2 separate regions of the Homo sapiens genome follow, and region 1 is linked to region 2. Evidence: chromatin contacts called from ENCODE Hi-C or POLR2A ChIA-PET data. All regions are on one chromosome and are shown on one strand. Each heading gives the region's core, a stretch centred on a gene start or an enhancer-like site at or near the end of the contact. The rest is flanking DNA. Distances are from core to core; before and after follow the strand shown. Region 1 holds the start of CD36 (CD36 molecule (CD36 blood group)). Region 2 holds the start of SEMA3C (semaphorin 3C).

What was found. Hi-C counts contacts between places; a loop is a spot of excess contacts on that map. ChIA-PET counts read pairs that join two places held with the same protein, here RNA polymerase II (POLR2A).
Region 1: a map of gastrocnemius medialis shows a loop between it and region 2 (3-fold over the local background). The contact joins the promoter of CD36 here to the promoter of SEMA3C in region 2. A Hi-C loop is called at or near these places in 1 of 168 maps with a recorded cell type or tissue (gastrocnemius medialis). POLR2A ChIA-PET finds 5 or more read pairs at or near these places in 1 of 52 experiments (AG04450).

Annotation. Positions count from the first base shown.
Region 1 is chr7:80,635,374-80,642,410 of GRCh38, reverse strand. CD36 (CD36 molecule (CD36 blood group)) reads right to left here and starts at 3,769. Exons shown (of 15, transcript NM_001001548.3): 1 at 3,665-3,769.
Region 2 is chr7:80,915,656-80,922,840 of GRCh38, reverse strand. It overlaps SEMA3C (semaphorin 3C), which reads left to right and starts at 3,790. Exons shown (of 18, transcript NM_006379.5): 1 at 3,790-4,013; 2 at 6,022-6,162. The coding sequence starts at 6,060. RefSeq lists a silencer at 3,524-3,653 and an enhancer at 4,201-4,270.

The sequences.
Region 1 (7,037 bases), core at 2,520-5,019, 280 kb after region 2:
CCATTCCACCAAATTTAGCTGTCTAAAGCATAAAAAAATTTGGGTTATGCTTACTCAGTTTTCTTAATAACACAACTCCTTATATATGAAAATAGGTAATTAATTTCATTTGCTAATTGTAGATTAAATTTTATTCTTTACTAATTGTTACTTGTCCTTTATAAGAAACAGACAAGATATTGATACTGTATCGGTAATAATTTACTTCCTGCTTAAAATACTTAAATTTAGAAAGCCAAGATACAGAAAACTAATTGAGACTTGTATAAAGAAGAAAGGGAAAATAAGAAGACGTGTTTTAATAGGCAACTAATTACATGCCTTTCTTGATTCTATAGGCAGCTCAGTTGCCTTCTGTCCAGTTTATAGATTATAAATCCTATTCCTTTTGTAGAATTCATGAGTGGACCCTATTCCGTTGGGTCATCTTTGAAAGAGGGAGGAAAAATATAACTTTTTTTTTTTTTTGGTTATCAGGTCAACAGTGTTTCTGTAATGAACTTTTAAGCAAAATACCCTCCCACTATATTGGGAACCCAGTAGAAACAGAGACTAAGCTTTTTGCAAAGCCTGCATTAGACTGAGATATAAGAAGCCTCTTCAGTAAACAGTTTAGAACATTAGAGCAAGTCCCCAGAGCATCTATAATTAATCCCTTGTGTTTATAAAGCTGTGTTCCCTTGGAAACTCCACCCAGAAAAGGCATGGCCCTGAAGTAACATCTGCTGGGATGTAAACTATGAAATTTGAAAAGTTTTAGATTTCCAGGGTACTTGTACCATAGACACTTGCCAGACCTAAATGACATTTTCTTACTGATCAGTAGATTGCTAAAATTTCTTTTTTTTCTATCTATAAGCCTTCCTCCCACTTTTTCTTAGGATAGAAAACCAGACCACACTCTTGTTTTCCATTCTCTTGATACAGAGAGTTTTCCTTACCTAAAAAATACAGCATCTGTCCATAAAATCTAGTTTTTGGAGGACTTGGGGGAATTCATTCAACGGTTTGCATGAGTATAGAAGTTAGTTTTTAAAATTACTTTTTTCACATTATCATAACTATGTATGTTTATAAAGACACAGTTCCCTATACATGAGTAAAAATGTAGATTCAAATTCAAGGTAGTAGAAATGGGTGTAAAACAATCATTTAACTATGATTATGTTTCATCAACATAAGGTCATTAGGTCATTCTTTATAAAATCATGTTTAGAGATAGAATTCTCCTTTCAAGGTAAATTTTATGCACAATACCAATATAAAAGATAGTTCAAAGAAGAGTTATTTGGTAAAAGAAAGGAGCAGAAACTGTGCCTCTTCCCTTTCCCAGTCACGCTTCACTTGGGCTCTGAGTCATCTCCAAAGAACCCATGGGCTCCACAAGTAATTTTCAAATAACTGGACTATGAGATCTCCAGAATCTTATCTTACTGAAATTATCTCATGTCCATTTCTATCCTATCAGAATATATGATGGTAAAAATGTAAAATAGGAAAAAACTTGATAGACATCTGTAATATAAAATAATTACATACTTCTCAAATATTGCAATTTGTAACTTGTTTTGATGGTAGTCTTTAAAAACTAATGCAATAAATACATTGGACTTTATATATTATACTTGGGATCCTTCTAGAAACAAGTCCCGTCTTTTAAAGACTTATGAACCAGGGATTACTGTAGGTTTGAAATTATTCCCTTAAGTTCATACTGACTTAAAGAGTATTATCTAGACCCATTCTTAATTTTTGAACCTTAGACAAGAATGCTAATGTCTTTTTTCCACACCCCAAATTCTACTATAAACAGACACTATAAAGTTTGTAATGCCAAAAATGCTGGACCTTGAAGCCAAGAAATGTAGATTCAGTTCTGGGTGTTAGTATTGAAGTTTGTCTGTGATACAGTTTTCTCTAAAATGAGTTTACTTACATCAAATAAGGTTGCAAGTATTAAATGAAGTAAAATAATATATATTTATATTGTAGAAAATGTTATTGTTATTTTGAAATATTACTATGAAGTATCATTTCAAACCATAACAGTAAAGTGTTATTTCATATTGGCCAAGTGTTTTAAAAATCTAATAAATGTGTATATTTTACAAAAGTAGAAATGAGTATTTGCAAAATAGTTAGATTATAATGAAATGTGATCATATATGTATGGAATTAAAATATGCAAATGGAAAGACAGCTACTAGTTTAGAACAATGCTACTTGCAAGTTTCAGACACATCTTGGGCCAGTGAACAAAAACATCTTCTGATTAGATGCAAGGATACTTACAGAATTAAGTATCTGATAGTTACAGAATTATCTTAAACTTTCCTTTTCAGGAAACACACAGGAAATACACACACATGCAGGGTTCAAATGTGTTAAAGTAAACAAGGTTAAAAAAATTCCTTAAAAAAATAGGGTGGCAACTATAACTTCCAAGGTAAATTCCAAATTCAGTACACTCTGTGCAAGTACCTCCAGTTGTAATTAATATTCTTCCCAGGCTAACCCATTATCTGATGGTTCTCTGTTTGGTTTATTGTTCTGGTTCACTAATGAGTCTGGGAAATTAAATGATTTCTACTTTAGTTCTTATTTTCTTGTAAATTCCAAAGGACCACTGGACTTTCTATATAACAAACATTTTTAAATATTTCATTTTGGCTTCCTTGTGAACCAATATTTAAAGCAATATTTTTTAGCTTCAACACACATTACTGACTTCAAACCACACAGAAAAAGACTAAAAAGTACATGCAAATCTTTACAAAACAGGTTTCAATATGCTACTTGATGATTTCAGAAACTGGGATGTACTCTAGAGAATTTATGCCATTTACAGTTATTTATAATTTTAGTTAATGTATAATTAATTTGAGGCTTTTACTTAATTCCTCCAAATTGATTTCTCCTTTACTTCAACTTGGCATCATCATCTAATAATTCAGTACTATTTGTAATAAGCTTCCTGAATCGAAAAAAAATTAACTTTATTTTTATTCTACTAATTTACACTAATTAAATTTCAGATTATTTAAAAGTAATATACTTTGCTATTCCCAGTAACAATGACAATATCTTTGTTCATTACAGAAAAGAACTTAAAAAGCACATATCCAAAATACACATTGCATTTGATCATGTAGAGCAAGTCAGGTATACCAAAAGTTGTGCAATTCAGATTGAAAATTAAACAAGCTAATGACTCTGTAAAGTAATAGTTAATAATTGCATATTAGACAACATGTTGACATAAGAGCTGTAAGTCATTTATAACATCTAACCTCATTATATTGGTCTGCAGTATAATGATCTTCATCATTTAAACATCATGTATAAATAGCCTAAGTATAAAATGAAAGTTTTATAATAATCCAAATTGGATTATAAATCACTTTAAATATTAACTTATACATACGACATGAAATGCCATTGGGTATGGTTTAAGCATAAAATATAGGAAGGTTGATAACTTGAAAATAATGCAAACCTGATTTTTAGATAAAGCCTAGTGACTAAGAAAACAGTTACTACCTTTTTTCCTGTCCTCCTATATAACTTCTTAGGAGTATTTATACAGTAGTGTCACCTCCCGTCATCTGGGTGATGGGAAAAATCCCTTAATCTTTTTTATTTAAAGAAAAATCATACAACTTACCTTTAAAATGGCTAAGAAGGATTTTTCAATCAAATGCTCCAACATTTGGACAATTCTTAATAGGATCAAATGGTATTCTGCAGGAAAGTCCTACACTGCAGTCCTCAGTACATAAATGCGTGAGAGTTTAAATATGCAACCACACCCCCTCCCCCCCCCAAAAAAAGAGAAGAGAAAGCACTCTACAGTGTCAGATCCCAGTGTGTGGTTTGTTGCCAGAGGAATTGAAAGAAAAAAAAAATCCCCCACACAGCACATTACTGATATGGCTAATAAGGGTCTATTTTTATGTTCTGGTGAAGACCCATTACCTATATCTGAGATATTCAGCATTTTTTTTTTTTTTGGCTATTTCCCATCCAAGTAAGTCAGAGGCCAGAAAAACAAAAGGAACTGACTTGCTGAGTTTCCCCTAACATATTCTCAGATGCTGAACTGAGACCGCTGGTGGAAATAGTAAATTTGGAAGAATAATCATATTCTCACTTCCCTGTCTTGACTGAGCTTGCGAAACTTATTTTATTAAGTTTAAATTTAATGTACTTTTTTATACAGCGTAATTCTGAAATACTGTGAGACTAATAATTCTGAAAACAATTGGAGACTGTCAATCAGCAAGGATGACAAACTGACTTAAAAAAAGGAAACAGCCTATTGTTCTAGCTGGAAGTTCTTAACTGTTTATCATTTTCTGTTAGTTTTGCAAAAATTTCATGATCACAGCACAGTGCTCCTACAAAAAATAAACTCTTTAAATTTCTTCAACCAAAATATGTCTAAGTAGAATTACTATTGAGGATAATCTTTAGTACTTAAGTCACTTTCAAAAAAAAAAAAAGCATTATGTTGATATTGAATCAAAATAGAAGGCCTTGCACTTTGGGGAAAGAACCTTCACTATCAAGACCCTGTTCTTATAAAGAAATTCTCAGAATCATACAGGAAAACCTTCACAGGGTTAACCTGGCATGTATTTGATAGGAGAGCTGGATAAATGCATTCAAACAACCTTAGAAGTAAAGTAACCTAAGAATACCAGACAGAAATATATTTAGTTCATTAGGTCATATTTAAACCAGTCCTTAAGTTAGAATGCTCGTGCTGTCCTTTTTGGGCATGTGAGGCACACAACGAATCCTTTCATTTGCAAGCAGTGCCATACAACTGAAAAAAAAAACCCCAAACACTCTTTTCTCCTCAAGAATTTTTTTTCCCCAGGGAAGTTTTTACTGACATATTTATTTAAAAAATAAGTCATAAAAATATTGTAAGTCTATTACTTTTTTTTCAAATCTCAGACCACTTAATTAGGATAAAGTAGAAATGACCATGTGCAATCTCTTTATAATTTATGCTTTCAGTTAGAAAAGAATAACTCACAGTGATTTCATGAAACTTAAGAAGGTAATTCCCTTAAATAACTGCGACCTTTTATCTTGGTGGCACGATATAAAATGGTAGTATAAAGACATATTATTTTGGTTAAGAATATCTATTTTGTAGATAGCTGTTTTGTATTTAAGCTAATTTATTTCTCAACCTTAATTCTCACACACTCACACTCTAATATGACAATTCAGAAAAAGATTACCAACGAAAGGGTTCAGATAAGACCTGTTTAAAAGAGCATATTTTAAAGATATTAAAAGACTAAAGTATAATGAAAATATGATCGCAATTAGAGAAAGATTATTTCAGAAAAAATACATGCAAAATAGATGCCTAAGTTGACATTAAACTTACTTGGGTATTATTTAATCAGTAGCCTAATGCCATTCAAATCTGCTGTCACTGGAGAGGAAAATGTCACAGAGTCCCATGAGCAGTCCAAAGAATCAAATTTACATTCCCAGAGACAGCTGTTAAGTGTTCAATCCCATAGACAACAGTTCCTGAGTAGCTTAGCATACAAGATCTGAAAGCACACAGCTGAGTCAAATCTGCAACTGTGGATTTTTAGAAAAATATAGACCTTAAACAATAACATAGCAAAATGCTGTACCCATTTTAAAGTAAAGAGTGTTGGGGTTTTCATTTTTTTAAAGACTATGCACCCACCATATTTTGAAGGGATGTGTTTTATGTGAGCATATACCTTGCTTTATGTAAATCCACTATAACACTGGATTAATTTATTAGAATGACAGGATATAATTTTCAATCTACTTCAGTCAGTTTAGACAATTCTTTGGAAATTCTTTTTTTTTTTTTTTTGCAAGAGATCACATAGGGTTAGAAATTGGAAGGATGTAAGTTTAAATCCTCAGGCTACCGGGCCCTAGTTATATTGACTTGTAATTGGAAGTTAACTGCTTGTTCTTCTTTTTCCAGATTTATCAAGGTATGAATCATTTTGACATGTGTATACACTGTAAAATGATTGCCATAATCAAGTTAATTAACATTCATTGCTCTCATTTTCATAATCAAAGAATAGAGAAAACTAAATAAAAGAGTAATAATAAGAGCTAAGAGATGAGTAGTGTACAATACTTGACAGGAGCCTGAAAATTTCTAGGCACTCAACACTCCCCATTTCATCACCCCCACTTCCTACAAGCCTCCTCCCCTCTCCGTTCTCTGCTTTATTTTCCACAGGTCACTTATCACCATCGAAGAAATTCTGCCAATTGACTTTTGTTTTTGCCCTGTCTTTGCACCTGCTAGAATGTTGGGTTTTTGCAGAGGGGGATGCTTGTCTGTTTAATTCACCACTGAACTTTGCACCTGCCTTTGCACTTGCTAGAATGTTGCGTTTTTGAGGAGGGGGATGCTTGTCTGTTTAATTCACCACTGAACCCCTATAGTACAGAATAAGCTCATAGTTGGTAATAAGTTGAATAAACAGACACACACAAGACTATTATAACCATCATAATGCTTTACAAGTAGTGAGAATGAGTGGAAATGAGAGACTATTATGCTGCTTCTTCATACCATGGATATGTAATGGTTTGATTCAGATTAAGAACATCTGCTAGGAAAATGAATGGAATCCGAGTCTGAATTTGGAATTCATCACTTCCTAAGTGTATGACTTATTGCTAACTACTTTACCTCTCTTAAACATGGTAGAAATATCTCCCTCACAGAATTGCTGTCAAGATTAAAAGTGATAATATGAAGGATTTAGCACAGAGCCTGACATAGTTTTTGTTTAACAAATAATTGTGGCTGGGCTTGGTGGCTCACACCTGTAATCCCAGCACTTTGGGAGGCTGAGGTGGGCGGATCACTTGAGGTCAGGAGTTCGAGAGTAGCTTGACCAACATGGTGAAACCTCCTCTCTACTAAAAATACAAAAATTAGCCAGGTGTGGTGGTGCATGCCTGTAATCCCAACTACTCAGGAGGCTGAGACAGGAAAATCGCTT
Region 2 (7,185 bases), core at 2,541-5,040:
TATGTTTAAAGGTGTTTAAGGAAATACTGAGGACTTAAACTTTGAACTTTGTAATAGCTTATACACTCACCTCGTTTAAAATTATAAATGTAAAACAGAGTGAACCATGAAACCTTTCTAGCCAATTTTCCTCTCCAGAGCAAACCACTGTTGCCAGTTTATTTTGTTTAATGTCAAGAACCCTACAATTTGAGAAGCATAGAGTGGTACATATCAACAGAGAAAAAACAGTCAGCAATACAGATTAGCAATAGATTAAGAATGAAAATAGAGATACACTCATCTTATTGAAAAATTAGAAATGATTTGATAGAGGAAATATTAAAGCCTATTTGCTGTGCAGGTAGCAGTTTCACACACAGATTTCTAGACCAGACCTGTTTGACCGGCTTGGTCTCAGAGCTGCTAATGTAACCCAAGGAGACGTAAGGCTGATGTAAATAAAGTAAGTAACCATTGGAAGTTGAGACTTTCCAAAGATACAGTTCAGGAAACTTAAAAGGATGGCATATGGAAGTTGAGTGAAGGAGAAAGAGAGGGAAGTAGAAAAGAGGAGAAAAATGTTAAGCAAAAAAGGTAAGAGGAAGTATTGAAACTTATTGAAAAACCTGAGACATTACGGCAATCACGCTTGAGTTTCTCTTCCTATTCTGATATTTACTACCCATTTGACTTTGGGCAAACCTTCAACGTTCTCTCATTGAAAATTGTAACTTCATTAAAGAATGCTATGCAGATAATAAGCAAAGTACCTCGCAAATACACAATCTATTTTCTATTACAAATATCAGTTTTTATGACTAAATAATAAGACAATTTTTAACCTCTGAATGATTAATATTCTCTGGTTAGGGTAAAGTTTATTTACATGACTCATCTGTATAATAGGGAAAAATCTGTTTTCTTTAAATTTGAAATAAGATAATGTATAGCTGCAGAAACTCCTGGAGAAAAGTATGTAACTCAACATCGGTGCTAGAGTTTTAAGTTAAATAGCATTCCTCAGGACCATCAAAAACATAAAATATTAAAAATATGCCCACTACACCTTGGCAGGCAGAGACACTTCAGTGTGTAAGATACTGCACCATTTCTAAAACGTCTTAATAAAAGTTATCCTAAGTATTTTAGTTTGGCCGCTCGTCTGAAACGTTTTGCTGGGTGCAAACATTGTAATTAGTGCTCTCTAAATTTAGTTGTGCCACTACTCCTGTAGATCCATTTAGTGTCCCCCTTACCGAAAACAGCGTTCTCAATTAGCTGTTGTTTTCCACTTGTAAGGACAGTCAAAGCTGAAGTCTTAAAAAAGTGGTAGTGCCCAGAAATGTTTCTTAGGCAAGTCTTGTTTTGTCAAGGTGTTTTAAGCAGTGTGGGGAAATGTGGGCAGAGATTAATCTTAGGGGCTTCTAGTGCCACTGTTAAAATTCCACTCTGTGGCCTAAGTCTCTGGCAAGCATGAGCACTGTGTCCTTGCGCTTGAATCTATCTTGGCTAAAGCCTATCAGTATTTTTATGATTCATTTTGAGGTGTGGCCAACTGTAAACGTCTCAGAGCTAAGCAAATACCATTAAATCCCAGGAGCACATTGAAAAGAGGTTTATTTGAGCAATATTGAGGGAATTTCGGCACAAATTTCATGGGCTGTGATTAAATCTAAGCTATTTGTCAAGGCCTCCAAACCCCTGAATGTGTAACAGATTGAGCTAATTCATTGGTGTTTGTAAATTGAGTTTGGAATTAAGCTCCTTTGTAAATACACCGTTTGAGATGCATTTCATCTTGCAACTCTTTATCGTGGTTTTCTCAAACTTAAAATGTATAAACGAATTCCATCTTACGTGAATTTGCTGATCAATTTCTAACAGCTCCACATTTCTAAATTAATTTAATCCACACACTCATCTTTCTAATGATTTATTCTTCTCCCTGCTTAATATATAAATGCCGAATGAGATATCAGAAGGAGGATAATAGTGGAGAGTATATAACCTGGATCTTACTCAGTTTCAGAAGTATTTCAGAGAAGCACGCACAGTGCTTATTCACATTGACATCTGGATTTTAATATTGTCAGTTTTTGGGGGGTTAAATTCCTTATTACAAATTTATGTCAAGGATCTTCTCACGCATCATCACAAAAAATAATTTTAACTGTTGTTACTATATTAATTTTTTGACGTTTGGAGATAATATTAGCCCTGGAATAGTATTTTTGAACTCATAAATTTGCATTATTTGACTTGATCCTTCGTTCCTTGACTATGCAGCGTGAGTCTGAGACACGTGTATGTTTACTGAACACAAGAGGTGGGCCCCAGACACATGAAAGATGTGTCTCACTCACCTCTTCCTCCTACCTGAGATTTCATTCAACTTTCCCACTGAACAATGATTTTGCACCCCCAGAGGGGTTTTCTATGATACAGTTTATAAGAATTTAATGATTGTTTCATTATGTGAATTGTCAGGTATAAGGTGGAGATATTACACTCCACGTTCCTTCTGTAGAGTGACATCTGCTGGGCTGTGCCCCACAGTGATTTTAAGCAAGTGCCTGCTTGTTTTATGGGGATCAAAGCTCATTTCTCCCGATGTTTAAACATCTAGTTTATTGTGGTCCGGAGAAGTAATTTTCACTTAAACATCAAAGTCAGTTCCAGAGTTTAACGAGTGTACCTGAAAGTAATGCTGGAAAAATACCTCTGATGTATTTCTGTAGATGTGTGGTTATGGCAATCTGTTGGCATAACTCAGAACAGCCTCTCCACATAGAATTGTCAAATAATTTCTTCGTGTAATTATGTTTGGGAGTATGGTTGGGGACAACGTACTGGATATGAGTCAACGTGGAGGGGTCAACAGAATTACTGCTTTCAGGGCATTAAGGAAACTCAATAGGAAACAATACCCATTAAAAGGATACACTTGTGCAACAAGATTGTCGTTTATCTTGACCTGTTTTAGAAAACACGCAACAGAGGCCCGGCGCGGTGGCTCTCGGCACTTTGGGCGGCTGAGGCGGGCGGACCATTAGGTCAAGAGATCCAGACCATCCTGGCCCTGTCTCTACTAAAAATACAAAAATTAGCTGGGCGTGGTGGTGGGAGCCTGTAGTCCCAGCTATTCAGGAGGCTGAGGCAGGAGAATCGCTTGAACCCGGGAGGCGGAGGTTGCAGTGAGCCATGATCACACCACTGCACTGCACTCCAGCCTGGCGACAGAGTGAGATTCCCTCTCCAAAAACAAAACAAAAAACAAAAAACAAAAAACAAAAAAAAAACGCAGCAGAATAAGGACAAAACTCACGTCCTTTTAAAAACGCATCTCTTTGCCTTAAAAGGCTGCAGTGATCCTTCCCTGGCAAAAATAAAAAACCACAACTGCTTTGCACTTTGATATTTACGGCCAGGCAAAGCCTGTGTAAGTCTTCGAGAGCCGCCGGCAACAAAAACCGTGGAGCGCACCCAGCAAGTTGCTCACTCCGCCGCGGACTGCGAAAGGAGCAGGGTTGCGGAGCTAGGGCTCCAGCCTGCGGCCGCGCATTCTTGCGTCTGGCCAGCCGCGAGCTCTAAGGGTCGGCCCCGCCCGGTCCGCCCCCGCGGCTCCCTGCCAGGCTCTCGCGGGCGCGCTCGGGGTGGGGCCTCGCGGCTGGCGGAGATGCGGCCGGGGCTGCGCGGTGGTGATGCGAGCCTGCAGGGCGGCGCGCCGGGGCAGCCGGAGCCGCGCGCCGCGGCGCTGTAATCGGACACCAAGAGCGCTCGCCCCCGGCCTCCGGCCACTTTCCATTCACTCCGAGGTGCTTGATTGAGCGACGCGGAGAAGAGCTCCGGGTGCCGCGGCACTGCAGCGCTGAGATTCCTTTACAAAGAAACTCAGAGGACCGGGAAGAAAGAATTTCACCTTTGCGACGTGCTAGAAAATAAGGTCGTCTGGGAAAAGGACTGGAGACACAAGCGCATCCAACCCCGGTAGCAAACTGATGACTTTTCCGTGCTGATTTCTTTCAACCTCGGTAAGCTAAATTGGTCATTTTCCGCATTACAGATTTAGCAAAGTATAACTTTTTTGGCCTGTATATTGATTTTTCATACATTGGTATGCTCAAGCCTGGACATTTTCTTAAGAACACACGCGGTTTGTCAGGGAAGCTTTCCCCTTGCTGAGAGCCCTGCTCGAGTTGTTTCTTTAGGCGGTGACACCTGCGGAGAGTTTCAAGTTGAGTATTACAGTGCCTTCAAAGGCAAAATTGCTCCAGAGGAGATAAGAGAATTCTTTTCTTAATGTGTTGTTAGTTTGCGATCAGCAGAAGTGAAAACACCAAGAGGAACGTCTGTGTCTGAGTTAAAGGGAAGAAGTTGTAAGATACTGTTGGGGAGGCGGGGGTGTATTTAAGACACTTGGCTTTCAGTCTTTCACTCCTCATCACTAGGTGGGATGTAAATCAAATTGCCCTGTAGACTATCTTCGTTTCACCTGCCATTGTATCACCAGTATTCTTTGCAATTGGTTGTATATGTACTTTTGGGAGAAACATATAAGGTAAGATACCAATATGTAAAAAAAATGTGTAAATAATATCAACTTGCTCAGTAAACATAACAAAGGTTAGGCATATTAATAGTTTTTTTCTTTTGGCTTTAACTATGAAGTCAACAGAACCAAGGGGTAAATTACTGAGGGAAAGTCACCCATAAAATCAGTTTCTTTCTAAGTTAATTTAGGGATGACAGGGTGAAGAGGTTGTGGAAGCAGGAAGAAACTGTTTCTTTTGAAAATTACCAACACAAACATCTCTAGAGTTTCCTCCATCTGTGTGGTAAAAGAAGCGTACAATTTCATTTCTAACTCTCATAACATATGCACCACCTAGGAAATCTACTTACAATTTTTGTTTAAAATTGCATATTCCATTTAATTCTTTTTATTCTGTATTAATGAAGCTGTCTTTTTCAGTTGTTAGTGGTTCTTACAAAGAATTTAATAATTTTGACTATGAAATTTTAATTTGAAAAGCCAAATAATGAAGATCAGCATTGTTGTAACCTGTAAAAATAAATTTCTTTACTGGACTCTTGGGTCACTTTATTGTGTAATTATGGTAGAAGCAAAATGATTGTGTTTCTTTAATGGTCCTGAGTTTATTTTACATGATGTAGCCACTAGAGCTCCTGTAGGTTTATGGTAACACATTATCTGGTCTTCCTTGGGATTCAGATATTAGTTAATAGCATGTACCAATTTTATATCTATAGTTTGAAGCAGTGACACCTGTCTCTTTGATTTATCTTTGGGAATTTTGACAGCCCACATTCTGGTTGATTTATTTAAAATATGCATTGGTGGATACATGGCTCACTGGATTGCTCACCACTAGGTCATTGGTTTGAATTTGGCACTAGTCCATGGTTACTTCAACTGCATCATTTAACAACTGCCTGTTGGTCATCTGGATAAAATGGCAGATAACTGATTCCAGTGACTTCAGTGATCCAGGATTGAGCACACATAGATTTATGTAAGGAAACACCACTTCCAGAGACAATTACTCCAAAAGAGCTAATGACTATTGAAGTGAGTAGGTACACATGAATGCTCATGTGAGATTTTGCTGCTGCTGTTACGTTAGTGGGGGGAAAGAGTTCTCATCCAGTAATATTCTTTTAGCTCAATTCTATTCAAGTCTTTTTAATGTAATGGATTTCTAGAGAGAAGATCCGTTAAAATATTGGGCTTTCCTTTGGGTATCAGTGTTTTTCTTCACTGCTTTGTTCTGTTTTGATGGTAGCATCAATTTGCTGGAAGATGAAAGTTTCTCTTGTTGCAAAGACTTCCAGACACAAATGAATCAAATCCACATTTTCACATCTGAGAAGCAAAGACACAGCACCTCCTACTGTTTGCATTACTGTAAAAGTTCAGATGGTTCTTTTGTGAATAGGGTGTTTTGTCTAGATTGCTGTTTTTTCCTACTCCTAAAATGTGAAATGAGATATAACAAACATGTTGTCTCTCTCTTAAAGGTATTTTCCCTTGGATATTAACTTGCATATCTGAAGAAATGGCATTCCGGACAATTTGCGTGTTGGTTGGAGTATTTATTTGTTCTATCTGTGTGAAAGGATCTTCCCAGCCCCAAGCAAGAGTTTATTTAACATTTGATGGTAAGAGAGTTGATAAACACTCTGGGAAAAATGTTATTTTAAGTTTTGTTATCTTCCTTATCCAGATTCAGAAATTAAGAGTATAAATATTACTGGATATTAATTTTAAAAATATTTACTGGGCTGCGTTTTGGAGGACAATAGCTATTTTAAATGATTGGTTAATAGACAAAGATCCTCTGTTGGATTTGAGGTATTTATGAAAATGCTTATAATATATGCTGCTTTTTGTAAAATAATTCTTCTGTGCTTGCCTGTGTACTCACAGAGGAGATGGGCACGAGCTCAAAGCCTAGCATCTTTGATCTTACTGTTCACCTGGTAATGTTAAGAAATTGCCCCTTTGTGCTAATCCTCAGCAGCAGAGAGAGCTATGCAGGTTCAATTACTAAAAAATTCTCCCAATTAATTTTTTGGGCATTAGTCTCAAAACTGGTTACTCCGTGTGTTGTTCTAATGGTGTTTCTTCTTTTTCCACAAGGATTTCCTGAGATTGGCATAGTCCCCTAATTAATTGAAAAGGACCTAAAAGAATAATTGGAAATATGCTTTTGATGGTTGTTGTATACAAATGTTCTCAGAAGCTTAGGGAAATGGGTGTGATTTCAGATTTTCACATACATAAAAGGTGCAAGGTCTTCTGAGGGAATGGTTTGCATGAGCTTTAATGTATATAGTTCAAAGGACTTACAGATGAATGAATTTGGTTAGTCAAGTAACCCATACTAATTGGACAGATGGAGCAAGACATGGATGAGGAACACCATCCTGCCAATCAAGGTCATTTATAATTTTATTACTTCTTTCAACTCTGCATAAACTTTAGTGTCATTGCAAGTACTTTTTCTTTCATTTGATAAACAATATATTCTCAGACCTTTCTATAGCAGAGTGTCTCTGAAACTTTGTCTCAAATTCCTTTTTTTTTTTTTTTTTTTGAGACAGTGTCTCACGCTGTCACCAGGTTGGAGTGCAGTGACACGATCTCGGCTCACTGCAGTCTCCACCTCCCAGGTTCAAGCC